Regions from separate parts of the Homo sapiens genome. Here all the other regions are linked to region 1. A link is a contact called in ENCODE Hi-C data. All regions are on one chromosome and are shown on one strand. Each heading gives the region's core, a stretch centred on a gene start or an enhancer-like site at or near the end of the contact. The rest is flanking DNA. Distances are from core to core; before and after follow the strand shown.

The links. A loop is a pair of places that touch in the nucleus more often than their neighbours do. Pooled maps may share reads with other maps.
Region 2: a map of CD8-positive, alpha-beta T cell shows a loop between it and region 1 (25-fold over the local background). The contact joins the promoter of POLG-DT here to the promoter of DET1 in region 1. A Hi-C loop is called at or near these places in 4 of 168 maps with a recorded cell type or tissue (CD4-positive, alpha-beta T cell, CD8-positive, alpha-beta T cell and ascending aorta), 2 of 37 single-sample maps with no recorded cell type and 15 of 50 pooled maps.
Region 3: a loop to region 1 is called in a map of CD8-positive, alpha-beta T cell, with 17 times the contacts of the local background. The contact joins the promoter of FANCI here to the promoter of DET1 in region 1. A Hi-C loop is called at or near these places in 4 of 168 maps with a recorded cell type or tissue (CD8-positive, alpha-beta T cell and naive thymus-derived CD4-positive, alpha-beta T cell), 3 of 37 single-sample maps with no recorded cell type and 15 of 50 pooled maps.

The regions. Positions count from the first base shown.
Region 1 is chr15:88,544,809-88,549,168 of GRCh38, reverse strand. It overlaps DET1 (DET1 partner of COP1 E3 ubiquitin ligase), which reads left to right and starts at 2,488. Exons shown (of 5, transcript NM_001144074.3): 1 at 2,488-2,629. It overlaps LOC124903547 (a long non-coding RNA gene), which reads right to left and starts at 2,584. Exons shown (of 2, transcript XR_007064748.1): 1 at 2,328-2,584; 2 at 1,836-2,209. RefSeq lists an enhancer at 884-1,758 and a silencer at 2,325-2,684.
Region 2 is chr15:89,332,535-89,336,894 of GRCh38, reverse strand. POLG-DT (POLG divergent transcript) reads right to left here and starts at 2,408. Exons shown (of 2, transcript NR_186332.1): 1 at 2,041-2,408; 2 at 734-1,708. POLG (DNA polymerase gamma, catalytic subunit) reads left to right here and starts at 2,071. Exons shown (of 23, transcript NM_002693.3): 1 at 2,071-2,222; 2 at 2,982-3,799. The coding sequence starts at 3,141. It overlaps POLGARF (POLG alternative reading frame), which reads left to right and starts at 3,086. Exons shown (of 2, transcript NM_001430120.1): 1 at 3,086-3,799. The coding sequence starts at 3,086. TRR-TCG1-1 (tRNA-Arg (anticodon TCG) 1-1) reads right to left here and starts at 1,822; the gene lies at 1,750-1,822. RefSeq lists silencers at 1-55, 2,013-2,612 and enhancers at 863-912, 1,253-1,322, 1,333-1,432, 2,302-2,803.
Region 3 is chr15:89,241,508-89,245,867 of GRCh38, reverse strand. It overlaps FANCI (FA complementation group I), which reads right to left and starts at 1,889. Exons shown (of 38, transcript NM_001113378.2): 1 at 1,835-1,889. RefSeq lists an enhancer at 1,307-1,686.

The DNA.
Region 1 (4,360 bases), core at 1,239-3,738:
CGGCCTCCCACATTATTCCTGATACCACACCTGACCCCCATGACTGTATCTCTCTGATCCACCTGACATTCACCCCATTTCCCCAAATTTCCTTCTTTCCTGTTCCTCACCCTGATCACGCTTGATTTATTGAAGGTGGTTCCACCAGGCCTAATCGCCACACACCAGCAAAGGCAGGTTATGCTATAGTACAAGCCACTAGCCCACCTCTTAGAACCTCTCATTTCATTTCCATCGTGGAAATCTATCCTCAAGGAAATAATTTCTCAGTGTTCCATCTGCTTTTCTACTACTCCTCAGTGATTATTCAGGCCCCCTCCCTTCCCTACACATCAAGCTCGAGGATTTGCCCCACCCAGGACTGGCAACTTAGCTTTACTCAACATGCCCTGAGTCAGATAACTAAAATACCTCTTAGTTCAGGTAGACACTTTCACTGGATAGGTAGAGGCATTTCCTACAGGGTCCGAGAAGGCCACCGCAGTCATTTCTTCCCTTCTGTCAGACATAATTCCTCAGTTTAGCCTTCCCACCTCAATACAGTCTGATAACAGACGAGCCTTTATTAGTCAAATCAGCCAAGCAGTTTTTCAGGCTCTTAGTATTCAGTGAAACCTTTATATCCCTTACAGTCCTCCGTCTTCAAGAAAAGTAGAATGGACTAAAGGTCTTTTAAAAACACACCTCTCCAAGCTCAGCCACCAACTTAAAAAGGACTGGACAATACTTTTACCACTTTCCCTTCTCAGAATTCAGGCCTGTCCTCAGAATGCTACAGGGTACAGCCCATTTAAGCTCCTGTATAGATGCTCCTTTTTATTAGGCCCCAGTCTTATTCCAGACACCAGACCAACTTAGACTGTGCCCCAAAAAAACTTGTCATCCCTGCTATCTTCTGTCTAGTCATACTCCTATTCACCGTTCTCAACTACTCATACATGCCCTGCTCTTGTTTACACTGCCCTGCTCTTGTTTACATTGTTTTTCTAAGCCATCACAGCTGATATCTCCAGGTGCTATCCACAAACTGCCACTCTTAACTCTTGAAGTAAATAAATAATCTTTGCTGGCAGGACTATGCTGAATCTCCTTAGGCACTCTCTAATCAGATATCCTGAGTCATCCCAATTCTTAGACCTTTTATACCTGTTTTTCTCCTTTTGTTATTCCATTTGGTTTCTCAATTCATCCAAAACCATATCCAGGCCATCACCAATCATTCTATATGACAAATGTTTCTTCTAACATCCCCACAATATCACCCCTTACCACAAGACCTCCCTTCAGCTTAATCTCTCCCACTCTAGGTTCCCACGCCACCCCTAATCCCGCTTGAGGCAGCCCTGAGAAACATCGCTCATTCTCTCTCCATACCACCCCCCAAAAATTTTTGCCGCCCCAACACTTCAACACTATTTTTATTTTTCTTATTAATATAAGAAGGCAGGAATGTCAGGCCTTTGAGCCCAAGCCAAGCCATCGCATCCCTTGTGACTTGCACATATAAGCCCAGATGGCCTGAAATAAGTGAAGAATCACAAAAGAAGTGAGTATGCCCTGCCCCACCTTAACTGATGACATTCCACCACAAAAGAAGTGTAAATGACCGGTCCTTGCCTTAAGTGATGACATTACCTTGTAAAAGTCCTTTTCCTAGCTCATTCTGGCTCAAAAAGCACCCCCACTGAGCACCTTGCGACCCCCACTCCTGCCCGTGAGAGAACAAGCCCCCTTTGACTGTAATTTTCCTTTACCTACCCAAATCCTATAAAACAGCCCCACCCTTATCTCCCTTCGCTGACTCTCTTTTCGGACTCAGCCCACCTGCACCCAGGTGAAATAAACAGCTTTATTGCTCACACAAAGCCTGTTTGGTGGTCTCTTCACACGGACGCCCATGAAAGTGACTGCACCCATCCCAGCAGCAGTGTATGAGGCTTTTGATTTCTCCACCTCCTCACCAGTATGTGATATCTTCCTTTTAAAGATATTATAGCCATCCTAAGGGGTATGAAGTAGTATCTCATTGTTTTGATTTGCATTTCTCTGATAATTAATGATGTTGAAGGTCTTTTTGTTAGGGAAGCAGGAGCCTACGAGAGCCAGAGTGACATCATTTTAAAATCAACTCCATCTTAAAACTAGCAAGGCAAATTCCCTGTTAGTCAGAGATGATCAATACAATCTCAGTCTTCAAGGTGCTCGCCATCTAGAAGATAACAGAGTAGGAAGTTTCTCAGCATCTAATCAATAGGTGAAAAATTAATTCTATTCATATTTTTTCAAATGTGCCCAGCAGGTGCAGAGACACTGCCATTGGGACTCACAGAGATTGCCAGGTTAGGTGCCATTTTAATTTTTCCTTCGGAGCCATGGAGCCTCTACGGCTTCGATCCTTCCTCCGGGCACAAGGGTGCGCTGTACCTGTCTCTTAGTGTTGGCTGAACAGTGCCGTGCTCTCCCCTACTTCCCTTTTTGCTGGGCCGCAGTTCCGGTGGCTGGCGGAAACGGGAACGTGCAGCCGCGGGTGCAGGAGTCCTGGGGCATGGCGGGGGCGGGGCAGGGGGAGGCGCGCACAGAACAGGCTGGGGCATCCCTCGCCCTGGCTCTTTGAGCCCGGACCAGACAGGTGAGGACTTACCATTTTTGGCCCAGCCTCCAAGCCCGTCAGACCCTCCCCGGCAGGCTCCTCCCTGCATGACGCTGATGCCCAGAGGCCCCGCGGCCCCCGCCCTCCCTCAGCATTCTCTTCCCTTTGAGGCCCCGCCCCAGGCTTTTCTTTCCGGGGGCGCCCTTTTGGGTATGTGTGCCCGCCCCTTGGCATCCCCTTCTGGTTTAGAGGCCGTCGCAAGGAATTGAGGGACATGTGCACCTTCTCCCATAGGGAAACTGAGACCCAGCAAGGGTAAAGGACTTAGTACCACACAGTGAGTTAGTGTGTTGTACCCAGGGGTGTTAGAGAAAACGCCACACTTTGAGACGAATTAAGAGTCCTTTATTAGCCGGTGACCGAGAGACCGCTAACGCTCAAAATTCTCTCGGCCCTGAGGAAGGGGCTTGATTAACTTTTATACCTTGGTTTAGGAAGGGGAGGGGGGGTCTAGTTAAAACAATTTTACAGAAGTTAGGTAGTCAAAAAGTTAAAAGGATAAATGGTTACAGGAAAGTAAACAGTTCCAGGTGCAGGGGCTTTATGACTATTACAAGGTGATAGACGTGGGGCTTTGGGTGTTATCAATCAGATGAATTCTTGGGGACTGTGGATATAGCTTGCCACAGTATCTTATCAGTTAATTGCATTCTTGGATGTGCTGGGAGTCAGCTTGCACAAGTTAAGTCCTTGAGGAAGGGGCTGCCAGTGAAAGAGCCAAGATGGAGTCTGTCTGGCTCTCTTAGCTAAGGGAGAGTCTAAAAACAGAGTTAGTAAAAACCAGGTTGGGCATTACATTCCCCACTTGTGTTTTTGGGGAATCAAATCATTGATTCCTCAGTTTTAACAAGGGGAGTCTTAAGATACATAAGTTTGACAGAAGCTATGCATTGTTTTACAAAATTAAGAAACCAATTTAATATACAAGGCCTAAAAATTAAACTTAATAGTATGATGAGGAGAGGTCCAGCTAACCCAGTGATTAAAGTAGTTAGCCAGGGGTTCCAGTGGAACATGTTTTGATACCAGGGGATGTTATTTTCTCGTTCCTGTTGTTGCCTATCTAGATATTCTCGAACTTTTTGGAGGGTATCTTTTATGACTAAGAATGGTGGAGGAACAGTTAAATCAACTTTGTCAGGGGGTTTCTGGAACATAGGGTCACCTAGAGCAGTTAAAGGCCCGATTGGCTTGGGTGGGCTCCATGAGACCAGGATTTTTATTTCTATTATTTATTTATTTATTTTGGATGGTGAACATAGTCCCAACATCAAATCCTGGAATATAAAATGTTAATTTCCATGACATGCCGTAATATTATTGTAAGAGGATTACAATTTTTTTTTTAGTACATAATTTAGGATGAGAAGCACGAGTTACCGAATGAAGATCTGGTTGATCCCCCAGAGTAGGTGGCTAAGTTTACACATGTCCAATCAGGGCAGAAAAACTGATAAGTATCTCGACAGCTAGCGTCAGGGTGATTCCCAGGACAGAGGTAAAAGTCAACATTTTGGAGTTCTTTTTCTGCACCTTTGGCACTTCCACACATCCAGTTTGGCTCCCAGAGCACCCAAATCCTGCTACAAGGTCGACACTTCCTGCTTTTGGGACAAGCAGATTGTGTTGCTCTTCGTGGGTACAGGCTGGCTTTGGGAACAGTATACATAAAATCAACTGCAAAGGAGACTTCCTTAGAGGTACCGGCCC
Region 2 (4,360 bases), core at 1,159-3,658, 790 kb before region 1:
CTCTGCCCCCCGGGTTCAAGAGGTTCTCCTCCCTCAACCTCCCAAGTAGCTGGGATTACAGGCGTGCACCACCATGCCGGGCTAAGTTTTGTATTTTTTTGGTAGAGATGGGGTTTCGCCATGTTGGCCAGACTGGTCTTCAACTCCTGAGCTCAGGCAATCCATCCACCTCAGCCTCCCAAAGTGCTGGGATTACAGGCGTGAGCCACTGAACCTGGCCTAGAGTAGTGTTTCTGTTTTTAATTTTTTTCTGTGAAATATGTTTTATTAATTTTTATTTCAATAGGGGTACAGGCAGTTTTTGGTTATATGGAAGAATAGTGTTTTTAAGCACATAAAACATGAAGGATTACAAAGGACACCAAAGGTATTCAAATATTAGGACAAATAGGTAAACTTATTAACTAACAGGATCTAGTGGCAGTCTAGTAACCCCTGTTATTTTGAAGTACAGATAAGTGCAAACAAATTTTGAAAAATGTGCAGCACTTGTAATGCGTTATGAAAATATCTGTGGTTGCTGGAGGGGACAAAGTCACAGGCACTGTTAATACCACTGTGGCTGACAGCCTATGCTCATAATTGGAGGAAATGCCAAGTATCAGTAGGCGGTTAGAAGAAACAAGATGAAAATGTTTTCCCCATTCAGGGACTCCCTGATTTAAGCTGAGAGCCTCTCCTTCCAGTATTTTGTAAAAGTCAACAGTTATGTGAAAAAAAAAAAAAAAACAGATGAATTTCTGATTGATTGTATTTTTTTGGCAAAACAAAAAAATCACAAACATTAAAACATTGTGTATATTAAGTACATCTAGAAAAGTGTATGCAAAATATTTCATATTTAAATAGAAGGGACCAGGGCTCAATGCTGCTTGGCCCGGGGCTTCTCTCTACCTCTCCACGTGGCGGGAGCAGGTGAGGGTCGGCATCAGCCCGCAGGGCCGGCGGAGGATTGTTTCCCTGCACCCCACTCCTTAAAAACGCGAAAGTCAACTTCTGTAGTCCGTTCACGGTGTCCTGGGATCCACGCTGGACGGTGGCGGCCGACTTTCAGCTTGACCTGAATTTTATTCCTAATCAGCTGTGTGATCTCGGTTGGTCCCAAACGTCTCTGAGCCTCCCTTTCATCTGTGCAGCTGGGCCTCCAGACCCCAACCCCCAGGCGGTGCTTAATCACGTAGACCTTATTCTGCGTGCACTTTACCACAGTTCACCAACCACCGAGCGCTGAGAGCTGTTGAAGCACCTGGAGCAACACAAGACGGATGCGGAGACTGGAAACAGCTGGGGAAGGGGACAAGCTCCAGCCGCGCTGTGGGCCGGAGGCTAGCATCTGCGGGCAAATTCAGGTTCAACGGAAGGCAACATTTTTACCCCTCAGAATTGCTCTGGACGAGGAGGCAGCACCGGATGGGCGAGGGAGGGAGCCTCGCTTTGGCTGCGAGCCCCAACTCTTGCCAACCATCAATTGAGTATAAATTGAGATTTCTGTACAGGATGCCCCTCCCTCTCCACTTTCCTCCACCTGCGTCGGGGTGCGAGAGACCTGGTACATTTTAGAAATGTGCCTCCGCTGAGACACGTAGGCGGGCAATCTCGCAGGGACTTGCTGGGCGTGGTTACTTCCGCGGATCTTGGCGTTCCCACATCTTTGAAGTGCGGTGGGAATCGGCGGCGACTACGTTCACATTGTCCCAATACTTCGTTCCTGAGGGAGGAATAAACTAAAAGTTAATCATAACCTCCCTTCGACCGCGGCAGGACTCGAACCTGCAATCTTCTGATCCGAAGTCAGACGCCTTATCCATTAGGCCACGCGGCCCGTCGGTTGTTACCGTCTCTTGAGCAACTTATAAAAACGTCACCTCCGCCCACCAGCTAGCTCGGGACCAATCCACCTGCTCCTTGAGAAGGGGAGGTTGGCCTTTGGTTCGCGCGTTCCGCAGGGAGAGCCCACCCAGAAGTCCCCCTTCTCCCCCCGCGGGCGGACCGCTCCATTGGCGGCCCTCCTATTGGTCGCGCTGGGAGTCTCCCGCTTGCCTCTCGGGTAGCCGCGGGACCTAGCTGGGTGCAGACGGGAAGTTGCGGCTGCCAGCGAAGCGGACCGGCCGGGTGGAGGCCACACGCTACCCCGAGGCTGCGTAGGCCGCGCGAAGGGGGACGCCGTGCCGTGGGCCTGGGGTCGGGGGAGCAGCAGACCGGGAAGCACCGTGAGGACCGAGGTTTCCGGCGGGGTCGGCGGCGGGGAGGCCGGGTCGCTGAGCGACGGCGCGGCCCCTCCCTCTCCAGTCAGGGAGCGAGGCCCGGAGCAGGGCGGCGGCTAGTCCCAGGGCGCACCGCGGCGCCTCTGCCGGGCGCAGGCGGGCGGCGGGGCGCACGGGGGTGGCCGCCGACTCCTCCTGCAGGACGCTCTCGGCCGGGTGGGCCGTGGTCCGGGTGTGGGTGTGGGTCCCGGGGGACGGCGGCCCACCCTGCGGGTTCGAATCCGGGCGCTGGCACCTCTCGACGCTAGGCCCGCGCCGGTCGCGGTAATGGCAGCCACCATTTGCCGAGCGCTTGCCAAGAGCAGGGCCGCACGACATAGGCGCCCTGTGTCCCCCAGACAGCAGCCCGGTGTGACAGGCAGAATCCGTAATCCCATTTTACAGAATAGGATATCAGGGCCTAAGGAGCTTTGCCCAAGGTCACACAGCTCGAGAGAGCCAGAAGCGGGGTTCAAAACCGCGTCGCCCTACTCCAGATACTGCTCTCTTACTCGCTGCCCTCGGCTTCCCCACGTGGGTTCACTGACGAAGTTGCGTGGACCCCGGTTCCCCCAGGAGGGGTATTGACGTTTCCCAAGTTTTGAGGCTTAACGGAAAATGCAACTGAAGCGCCTGGCACAGTGTTGGGGACGCAGTAAATGCTCAAGGAATGATGATTATGGATACACCTATTACATATATGGTAAAATAACGCTTTATATCATCTGTCTCCTTTAGGATTTGGGGTGGAAGGCAGGCATGGTCAAACCCATTTCACTGACAGGAGAGCAGAGACAGGACGTGTCTCTCTCCACGTCTTCCAGCCAGTAAAAGAAGCCAAGCTGGAGCCCAAAGCCAGGTGTTCTGACTCCCAGCGTGGGGGTCCCTGCACCAACCATGAGCCGCCTGCTCTGGAGGAAGGTGGCCGGCGCCACCGTCGGGCCAGGGCCGGTTCCAGCTCCGGGGCGCTGGGTCTCCAGCTCCGTCCCCGCGTCCGACCCCAGCGACGGGCAGCGGCGGCGGCAGCAGCAGCAGCAGCAGCAGCAGCAGCAGCAACAGCAGCCTCAGCAGCCGCAAGTGCTATCCTCGGAGGGCGGGCAGCTGCGGCACAACCCATTGGACATCCAGATGCTCTCGAGAGGGCTGCACGAGCAAATCTTCGGGCAAGGAGGGGAGATGCCTGGCGAGGCCGCGGTGCGCCGCAGCGTCGAGCACCTGCAGAAGCACGGGCTCTGGGGGCAGCCAGCCGTGCCCTTGCCCGACGTGGAGCTGCGCCTGCCGCCCCTCTACGGGGACAACCTGGACCAGCACTTCCGCCTCCTGGCCCAGAAGCAGAGCCTGCCCTACCTGGAGGCGGCCAACTTGCTGTTGCAGGCCCAGCTGCCCCCGAAGCCCCCGGCTTGGGCCTGGGCGGAGGGCTGGACCCGGTACGGCCCCGAGGGGGAGGCCGTACCCGTGGCCATCCCCGAGGAGCGGGCCCTGGTGTTCGACGTGGAGGTCTGCTTGGCAGAGGGAACTTGCCCCACATTGGCGGTGGCCATATCCCCCTCGGCCTGGTAAGTAGGGGCAGGGTTGGGGACATAAGCAGGCATGGGGGCCCAGCTTAATAGTTTGTTTCAGTGAACATTTTCTGAGGTCCTGTTACGGGCTGGGTGCTCACGTAGGGAGCGCTGATGTGTTGAATTAGGACTAGACCCCTGTTTATGTGGGACTCACTTTCTGGTGGGAAGATCACAGGCAGTAAGCAAATACCCAAGTAAATGTCAGGCAGTAAAGGCCACGCAGAGAATCACAGTAGAGCGCTGTACATGAGACCTTCGGGAGGCCACTTAAGATCACGGTGATTTGGTGCCTTTACCCCCTCTCCTAATAGCGTCATGAGAAGTTAGTCTGAAAAGTCATTTGAACAGTGTTTCTATTTGGGGAGCTATTAATTATTTTGGGCGGTAGAAAGCTCCCTTTTGTGGGACTGTCCCAGGCAGTATAGGACATTTAGCATCCCCAGCCTTTCCCATAAACGCCAGACCAACACCCCCCCGCCCCCCTGCCCCCGCCGGCAACGTTTCCAGACGCCCCCTTGAGGTGGCATCTGGTTGACCACCCCTAGTTGAGAAACA
Region 3 (4,360 bases), core at 640-3,139, 700 kb before region 1:
ACTAAAGTGATGTTTTTGAAACACAAACCTGATTATGTGACTTATCTTCCCTCCATGCCATCCTCATCTTAAAGCTCTTCAGTGGCTTCCATTGCTTTATCAGTCCAAAACCCTTAAGTAAGGATAAAATAAGTCCTGCAAGTTCTGACCCATGCCTACCTCCCTTTCATCACTCTGCTCCAGCCATGCAGAATTGCTTCCAGTCCTTCAAATCTCCAAGTTCTTTCTGCCACAGGCCCTTCCACATGTTTCCATCTGGAACTTAAATAAATATTCCTGCTTCCATCCACTGCCCCCCAATCTTTTATTACTAATTCCTACAAATCCTTCAGATCTTAGCTCAATCCACATCTCCTCAAAAGCTCAGTCTAGGCCAGGCGCAGTAGCTCACGCCTGTAATCTCAGCACTTTGGGAGGCCAAGGCGGGCGGATCACTAGGTCAAGACATCCAGACCTTCCTGGCCAAGATGGTGAAACCCCGTCTCTACTAAAAATACAAAAAAAAAAAAAAAAAAAAAAAAAAAAAAAAAAAATAGCTGGGCGTGACGGCACGCACCTGTAGTCCCAGCTACTTGTGAGGCTGAGGCAGGAGAATCACTTGAACTCAGGAGGCGGAGGTTGCAGTGAGCCGAGATCGCGCCACTGCACTCCAGCCTGGCAACAGAGGGAGACTCTGTCTCAAAAAAAAAAGAAAAGAAAAGAAAAGAAAAGCTCAGTATAGGTTGTTAAACGTTCCCCTAGTACATCCTCTCATGGCACCAGTAAACTCTCTTACATACTGTCACCAATTTTTAATATTACATGTGTAATTATCAGATTAACAAATGTTATCTCCCACTAGACTATAAGTCCCCTAAGGACACGGGCCGTAGCTGGTTTTGTTTATCATTGTATCTCCAGCACTTAGCACAGTACCTAGCTCAAACTAGGTAACAAATGTTTGTTGAACAAATTATTGAACCCCTATAATAGGGAAAACACTGAACCCAGCACTTTACATTCATTAACATGACTCCCACAACACCACCTACTAGGTAGGTGTAATATTAGCCCCATTTTAGATGAACAACTTTTGGGATTCAGAGATTAGGGAATTTCCCCCAAGATTAGAAGGCTACCAAGTGGCAGAGAGAGAAGTGAAACCCGAGTCTGTCCAGCTCCGGACTCCAAGATCCCATGCTTTGAACTACCGGATGCAAACAGGACACACCAACCTAAAAAGGTGTCCAGCCAGAAGGGGCAGGCGGCTTCGGAGGGGGATACGTTTAAATCAACCTAGGCACATTTGCTAAAATCATCCTAAAACCAGAGGTAAGACCAGAGGCGGGTGGCTGTGAATTCCCTGAACGCGAAGTAGATTCCTTGCCAAGAGACGCTGGGGAGCATCAGAGATCTGAAGCCAAGATCCGAGAATGGCAGAGCCCCGCCGGCGGGAAACGCCGCGGCCTTCCCTTCCGGGTTCTTCAGTTAACAAGCCGTGAGCGCAAATACAAAAACTATAACACGAAGCAGCTGGTGATGGAGACCGCGACCGGACAACAAATGCAAAGCAAGGTTAAGGGAAATTTCTCAGAAGTAAGAGCTCACCCTCGGCCAAGGGGGAAGAATTTAACAGAAGGGGCTCCGACTGAGGCACACCCCTAGGAGGGAACCGCGAAAGCTGAGGCAGGCGGCGGGAGACAGCGGAGCGCGCCTACTTTCCACGCCAGAGAAAATACCAGAACGCCAAGTCAGGACAGGAGCCTCCTTTCCCCCACAGAACCGCTCCCTCCCAGGGGCCCAGTCCCACAGCCCGAGCACCTCGCGAGCCGCTCTGCAGTCACCTCGGCCTCACCTCCGCCACAAACTTCCAAAAAGCCCGCTCAACCCAACGCCGCCACACTTCCGTTACCCGTAACAACAAGATCCGCCCCCGCGGCTCACTTCCGCCGTCCGGGTACCTGCGGGCGGGGTGTACCATGAAGACTGAAGGGGTGCCGGGAAGCGTGCGGGAGCGTCCCAGCTCACAGTCGGAGGGGGGCGCTGCCTGTCCGAACTCGCGCTAGGGACCGCCGATGAGCACGCGCGGTGGGACCTGAGCGTGCCCAGCGCGGTGTCCCGACAGGTTCAGCTTCCCTCCTGTCCTGTTGAGGGAGTAGTCAGTGCGGGAGGGGACTCACAATTGGTGGCCCCGCAGGTCTTGGCACTGGAAAAGCCTGGAAGGCAGAGGCGGATTTCATACTCCACCTTGTGCCAAGGGACGGTAACCCCTCAGATGTAAGCCCCCTGTGGCTAGGGGTCTTAATGGACTTTTGGGAGTTGTGGTTTTTGTTTGTTCTCTGTTTTGTTTTGTTTTGCGCTCCCCTTGCGTAACCCCAGCGTTTATTGCATAGCCTGGCAAAAGCAGCGAATATTTGTTAAATGAACAACTGACAGTGGGGCGAAGACCGACAGAGGGTGGGCCGAGATTCTATTTTGGGTTGAGGGAGCACCTTGCGCAAAGGGTCTGAGAGCAACGAGCAAGCAACAGAGCCCCTGGCCAGTTCAGAAGGCGAAGGTGCTCGGTGGGAGTGGGAAGGCAGGGGTTTCTAACTCCTTTTCATATTGGGGGCAGTGGGGAACCGCTGAAGGGGAAGGACATGACTGTGTTCGCATTGTAGACTGCTGTCTCGGGCAGGTGAGGACCGCAGAAACTGTTGAAAAGAGATGAGCCAGGTGGGGCGGACCGAAGGCAGGACCCCCCTTAGAAGACTGTAAGTTGTCCCAAAGATAGGTGGTGGTGGCCCAACCTTGGCAATGGGGACAGAAAGGAGTGGACCGCATGTGAAAGAGATTAGGAGGTAGAGATTTAGGAAGCCCAAATATCCGGATTTGAGGGGGTGTGGGCGTTGTTGAGGAATGTTCAGGCTTGAGCGACTGGGGTTGGGGGGCGGGGAGTTAATCCTGCAGTTGACTAACACAGGGAGCACAGGAAAAGGATGATGGGGTGATGATGAGCCCTTCAGAGTTGGACGCACCAAATTTGAGGTGCCTGTGGGATGGCAAGTGAAGGAATGCTAAGATCAGGGAGCATTTCAGTCTGGAACCTGACTCGACTCCCAGCCCTCGGGGGTAGAACGGGTCTACATGGCCAGTTATTGAAGAAACAGAGCTATTGGAGGAGAATGGTTCCTCTCAGCTGTCTAGACCTGCTCCTTGCTTGTGACCCTTCAGCATTTTTTTCCTTCTACATTTCTGTCCCAATACTGAGCTGTGATGTTTAACTAAAACACGGCAGCTTGAGGTAGAAGATGATTCCTGAAAGGAATCCTTTACCTTGCCAAGGAAGTAGATGACTTTGCCTCATCTCCCCACAAAATCTCCCAGGCTGCTTCTGGGATTCAGCCATGAATCTGTGGGTCTGGGTAGCTAGAACAAGCTCATTAGCCTCTCCGAGCCTCCACTGGCGCATCCCAGACGTACTTACTGAATTGCCTGTGTGTCTACCCACTGGCATTGATGCCTCAGGGTTCTTGTCTCCTCTTGTTGCACGAATGCATCATCTGTGTTTTCCATTTGCATTAATAAGTGTTACATATGCAAAAGAAGAGAAGAACAGATTCATTCAGATTAACAACAACGGTTTTTCACCCTGGTGCAGGCTTCCTTAACTAAGGAGCAAATCTTATCCGTCTGGTTCACTGACTAGACACTATACACTGAGAAGCTAGTGATACACTGATTCTAGAAAATACATCCAGTTAAAAACAGGTTTACAGTAATGGAACTAAATGTTCTTCAGACCTTGTCAATAGTACTTGTTTATCTTAACAACATTATAGCTACTAATATTTACAGGAGTCCAGAGAAAAAGTACAAATGGAAGCCCCTTACCATTCCCAACTCAGTCCTACAGTGTGAGGTCTCAGGCTTCCTATGCCTGCATGTGGACACCCAGCCTGAAGATCCACACCATGAGTCCCCCACAAAGCTGCCCTGTAGCCACCCTTTGGGTCTAGGGCTGTACATACTAGCAGGTCCACTCTAGGAAGGGTGGACCTAGGAAAAGGCCTATCTGGGCCCTGGAAGCAAATTTGAGGATGGTTAAGTAGGTACCTAGAGCATGATCTAAAGGAAGGTGGGTGGGCACATCCTCTGGACTCTGGGCAGAGGAAGACCAATAAGGCCCCCACCCCGCCCAAGAGCTCCAGTTGCTTGGGATTAAGGGCAGTGCTGCTTGAGAGAATGATCAAGGTAACACATATAAAGAGCCAAACTTAGAAGCACATGAAAGTGTTATTTCCTTCCAGCAAATAACTTTTGAAAAGTATTGAAAGCAGGATCTCAGAGAGATATTTGTATATCTGTGTTCACAGTAGTACTATTTACAATAATCAAAAGG